Linked DNA regions of Homo sapiens: region 1 is linked to region 2. The links are chromatin contacts, found by Hi-C or POLR2A ChIA-PET in ENCODE. All regions are on one chromosome and are shown on one strand. The core of a region is the stretch at or near the end of the contact, and the rest is flanking DNA. Distances in the headings are between cores, read along the strand shown.

What was found. Hi-C counts contacts between places; a loop is a spot of excess contacts on that map. ChIA-PET counts read pairs that join two places held with the same protein, here RNA polymerase II (POLR2A). Pooled maps may share reads with other maps.
Region 1: a loop to region 2 is called in a map of naive thymus-derived CD4-positive, alpha-beta T cell, with 9 times the contacts of the local background. The contact joins the promoter of SPRED1 here to the promoter of AVEN in region 2. A Hi-C loop is called at or near these places in 1 of 168 maps with a recorded cell type or tissue (naive thymus-derived CD4-positive, alpha-beta T cell) and 6 of 50 pooled maps. POLR2A ChIA-PET finds 5 or more read pairs at or near these places in 1 of 52 experiments (Panc1).

Annotation. Positions count from the first base shown.
Region 1 is chr15:38,251,391-38,254,090 of GRCh38, forward strand. It overlaps SPRED1 (sprouty related EVH1 domain containing 1), which reads left to right and starts at 1,446. Exons shown (of 7, transcript NM_152594.3): 1 at 1,446-1,827. The coding sequence starts at 1,796. RefSeq lists silencers at 796-1,095, 1,106-1,155, 1,256-1,355, 1,536-1,595, 1,606-1,655 and 1 more.
Region 2 is chr15:34,037,865-34,040,564 of GRCh38, forward strand. AVEN (apoptosis and caspase activation inhibitor) reads right to left here and starts at 1,340. Exons shown (of 6, transcript NM_020371.3): 1 at 916-1,340. The coding sequence starts at 1,182. All of the region lies in intron 1 of CHRM5 (cholinergic receptor muscarinic 5), which reads left to right. RefSeq lists silencers at 313-372, 723-782, 873-1,082, 1,263-1,432.

The sequences.
Region 1 (2,700 bases), core at 196-2,695, 4.2 Mb after region 2:
TTCTCCATTAACAATCACTCCAGCTTTCCGAGATGAATGCCCTGATAGCATACCCCTTGCGCAGTAAGAATCCAGGCAGCGAGGCGAGGTGTTAAAACACACATACATTCTCATATTCTCTCTCTCTCTCTCTCACACACACACACACACACACACACACACACATACACTTCGTGCATGCAGCTAGGGGACTGCAGCAGTGCAACCAGGGGGACAGCAGGAGGAGCTCTCTTTGCAGTCCCTGCTTCTAACCCCCACTAACTAAAGATGAACTCATGCCAGTTCCATTCTTTGCTCTGCAAAGAAAACACACACACACACACACACACACACACACACACACACACACACACGGCAGAAGAGAGTAGCCTCCAGATTTCCCCTCTGAGCACACTGTCTTTCTAGCCTCTTCGTTCAAGCAACCCGGATATTCCAAGCAGAGTAACGGGGAGTAACGCGCCACAACAATGCAACCTCCCTAGCAGCTCCCCTCGCAGCTCCCACCCCCGCCCCCTTTCGCGGCGTGCCAAGAGTTTGGAGCGCGCGCACGCACACCGAGCACGGTGCAGGGAGGATATCCCTCCGCCTCCCTCCCCCTTTCTCCGCTAAGTGGCTCGACAACGATTTGGGAAATGAAGGGAGGAGGGAACTACTTTCCTGAAACTTGCTATGCTGCACATGACTTCGAGTTGCAGTGATTCGCCCGGAGGCCGCGGCTTTTAGTCCTACCCACACACCCTCACAGCCTGGGCACCCCGCTCGGCAGCCCCACCCCGCGCCCGCTCTGGCCTCCGGGGAAAGCGGGCGGCCGGGAGAAGTCGCGAGGGACTACTTCGCCTCCTTCTCTCGCGGGCGCCCCCGGTTCGGGCAGCGGCTGCGGCGGCGGAAGGAGCGGGCGGCGTGAGCGCTTCCGCCGCCCCCCTCGCGGCTCCCCTCTCTCGGGCGTGAGGAGCTGGCCCGCTGAGCTGCTGGTGGGCACTGGCTGGCGGGGAACCTGCAGCCGCTCTTGTCCTCTCCCGCCGCTTCTCGGGATCCTGCCCCCCGGACCCGGGCCCGCCCGCTCTTCTCCGGCCGGGTGGGAACGATCGGTTTGCCTGCCCCTCGCCTCACACGCTCCCCGCCGCCCCCTCCACCCCCCTGAGGAGGAGTCCCGGCTGGAGCGTGTCTGGAGGAATCCGCCGCCGCGGGGCCCCTAGCCCTGCTCTGCCGGCGCCTGAGGACCGACCCAGACGCCGCCGGGGGTTGAGGGGCAGCCGGCGGCGAGGCGGGAGATGGTGGGGTGGGCTCCGGCAGGACCGCGCCGCCGCTGCCCGGAGCCTGGGCTCGGCACCCCCCCGCCGGCCCCCACCGAGCGGAGCTCTGCTTCCTCCTCGCCGCATCCCTGAGGGAAGCGCCGCCTCTGCTCCCGGGTTCTCCGCCCGCCGACTCCTTCCTGGCCGGACCCCGCTGCGCTCCACCCCAGTGGCTGGAGGAGCAGCTCTCCAGTCAGCCTTTGCAGCCCCTCTCTTTTTCCCTTTCCACCGGGCCTCCTCGGATCCCTTGGCTGGGCACTGAGGCGGGGGAAGAGGCTGGGGTCGCCACGGCGGAGGTTGCTGCCGCCACCCCCCTGCGGGGGTGGCCGGGGTTCCCGGCTGGGGGGGTACCGTTCTGGGTGAGGCATCCACCATGGTGAGGCCCCTGTGCCGCTGCCCCCGCGCCCCCCCGGCCGCCGCTGCCTCCTGCCCCTCGGTGCTGCTGTTGCTCCCCCGCCTGCTGTTGCTCCTCCATCTCCAGATCGGATCACGGTGAGGGAAAGATGAGCGAGGAGACGGCGACTTCTGACAACGAGTAAGCGCCTCATTGATCTCGATTGCTAATCCCCCTCCCCCTATCCGCCCTCGGCTCTCCCCCAGACCCATCCGAAACTTGGGTGCCGGAAAGCTTGCGACCCTGGAGAGTTCGGTGCATCTTCTGGAGATAGCTGATTTCTTTAGCCATTTTTAGTGGCAGCACCCCTCCCCATCCTCCCACATTTAGCTGCTTTCTTTTGGGGTAGGGGATTAAGTGTTGGGAGAGGATGGCAATTGTACGTCTATGAGAGGGAATAATGTGGATGGATGGAAGTGGAGTAGAAACTACCCCTTTGCCTGTGAGACCCCTGTCCCGTCCTTTTTCACTCACATACCAGTCACCATACCTTCAGTATCCATCCTACTTCCTTTATAGCTGTTTCACTTGGAAACTAATGTGTGGGAGCACCTCCTGCAGCAAACTGCTCTTGAATCTTAATTCGATGAGTCAGTGACTCTTAAATACCGATTAAGCCTTCACCCTCTCCCCCCTCCCCCTTTTAAACTTATGACCTGTAAGATTCTTGTAAAAAATAGGGTTAGGGAAACATTTTTAGAATTTAATAGGATTAAGGACACCTGGAGTGTGGGCGATGTTGAGCTAGAGTTTACCTTTGTGAATATTGGACGTGTCTTCAGGAACGGAGAAGAATTTTGAATGCTAATTTTTACCTTTCAGCTATGTGAAAACACATGATTTACGTTGATGTAACCGAATTTACATTGCTGAATATGTTGGTGATTTCATTAACTTTTAGAGCATTCCGGTTTAAGTTTTAGCTTATTTGGGCTTTCTCCTTGCTTTCCAAACGAAATACTTCGTCTTTTAAATGTTTTGCTTTAACGTGACAGCTGCGTGGAGAAATAATGG
Region 2 (2,700 bases), core at 90-2,589:
TTTGCCTCATGCAAAAAAGAATTTTTTAAATCAGTGTGCATAAGAATGCAGAATATAAAGATGGTCTTGTCCTACAGATGTTAAGGTAACAGAACAACTCATAAAAAGACAGTCCTCTAACTCCTTTAGCTGAGATATGGTTAGCTTTGCCCCCATATATATCATCCCCTGCTCCAATCTCCAAAAACTTCCTTCTATGAATGTGTCAATAAGACTGATGATATTGCTATTAAAACTCAGAACTTGACTGCTCATTTATAAATTGAAAATTCAAAACGACAAAGCCCAGTGCTCGCTGATTTCTACACATACAGGCATAATAAAAGAGAACTACGCTATTACAAAGAACTATGCATCTGGTCCCGCCCCCAAATACTAGAGTCCAGTCGTAGGGGTCATTCTTTCACTCAACAAACTTTTTATTATGCGCCTACTGTGTACTAGGCATTGCACAGACAGTTAACAAAACAGACCAAAAAATCCTTTCCCTCCTAATAACAGGAGCGTGCCCGTAAAGGCTGCCGAGGGACCACGTCGTGGCCGCGCCTCCGTCCCATAGTGGTACTCGTACAGACAGCCCAGCCGGCCCACGGGCCGCCGAGACTTGCAGCCCTGACACACGGCCTTGGCCTCTGGGTTCCTAACCCGGACCCTGGGGCAGGCTGGGAAGCCCTCCTACCCCCACTGTCTCGCGCCAGCCCGGCCAGGAGGCCACGAGGGCCAAGCGCATACCCAGGCGCGCCCCCGCCACCAGGCGCGCCCCCGCGCCACCATCCGCCCGTCCCGCGCAGGCGCCGGCGCCGCCGCCCGTCTGGCGCGCGCCTGGCACGCTCTCTTGCGGCTCTTGACTGGCGGCCTCGGCCCCACTTGCCCCAGTTACACGCGGTCCCAGCCCCACCAGCCGTCGCCTCTTACCGGCGCGCTGGCCCCTGCGCCCCAGCCTCCCGGCTCCCGGCGGCTGCCTCGCGGGGCGCCTCCTCCTCCTCGGCCTCCGCGAGCGCCGCGGAAGCCCCGGCCACGGCCACGGCCCCGGCGTCCGCCTCCGTCCCCGCCGCCGCCTCCGCCGCCGCCTCTGGCTACCGCCGCTGCGGCTCCGGGCCGCTCGCTGTGGCGATCTCCGCCAGGCCGGCCGCGGCCTGGCCGCCGCCCACGGCCTCCCCGAGCTCCTCGCTCCGCCTGCATCTGGCCGCCGCTGGCGGTGCTGAGCGCGCGGGAGCCGAGCTGCGGCGGAGACGCCCTGGCCCCACCGGAAGCGGGCCGCACGGAGGAGCCGCGAGCGAAAGGCGCCCGGTAGCAGCGAGGCGCGGGGTGCGGGGCTAGGGATCGAGGCCGGCCGCAGCGGAGCGGGGCGGGGCGGGGCGGCCGGCGTCCCGCAGGTGGGGCCGGAACCGGGACCGCGGGAAGGCCGGACCGCTGGGAGCTGGAAGTGGTGGGGGTCTGCAGCGGGGCGGGGGGATTCTCAAGGCATCAGAGATAGGTTGGGGGAGAGACCGTGCTAAGTGCAAGGACGAGTCATAAAATAAAATTTGTATGATGTGAACTCTCGGAAAAAAAAAGTTTAAACGTATGTATTTGCATAAGAAAAGGTCTAAACAAATACATACTAAAATGTTAGTGGTTAACTGCTGAGATTTGAAGTGAGTTAATTTTTTTTCCTCCGTTTAATCTAATTTTCAGCAACGAATGTGTATCATTTTAAAACTATACCGAAGTCAGGGTTCAGGAGGTGTGGATGTAAAGACAAGAGTTTGTGTCTGGTGAGAGGTGGACTGCAGCACGTGGGAGAGAGAACAGTGCGAAACTGGGAGATGGCTAGAAAGGGCGTCAAAGTCCTCAGCAGAATTTCTGTAGAAATGACTACTACAGCTGACATTTATTGAGCACATGAGTATTTCATTCTCATAACAGCTCTATGAGGTAGGGATGACTGTCATCCTTATTCTGCAGTGAGGTAACAGCCTTGGAAAGGTTAAAAAAAACTTGACTAAAGTGAATAACTAGGTAGTGGTGGAACTGGCATTCTAAGGCGGTCTCACTCCAGTCCCTTCTTTCAACCAAGGAGAAAACAGGAAGGGGAACAGTTGGTTACACAGATGCATGAAAGCAGTTTTTAACTTGGGACTGAAACCACCTGAAAATAATGAAAGCAAGGGCTAAAATGTCAGCCTAGCAGAATAAGTGTTTTCTTCCCCCTCAGTACTTTCTGGTTCTTTCCTATATCCATACATAGTTAATACTTTTCATTGCTTCTAATTGCCTACTCTGCATCAGGCACAGTGCTATGTCCTGAAATTAAAAACAAAAACAAAAAAAAAACCTTGCCCCTGCCCTCAAGTAGCTCACTGCCCACAAGGAAGATAATCTAGTCGTGTGAATAGATGATTACAGTACCGTGTTGCTGAGTGCAGTGAGAGATTCAAGATCAAGGTCCAAAGAAGAAAAGTTAAATTATATTTAAACGGGTTACCCAAGGCTTCATGAGAAATAGACCCCTGAGCTAAAGCCTAATGGTTGAGTAGGAGTTTGCCTGGTTGGTAAATGGGAGTAGGGGCGCCTTCCAGACAGGGGGAACTATTGAAGGATTGTCAACTCCAGAGAAACAGTCTTAAAAATAGTAACACTTGTAGAGCACTTATATGCACCAAACACTATTCTACATACTTCTCATATCACTTCATTTGGGACTAATAGCTGGCCTAC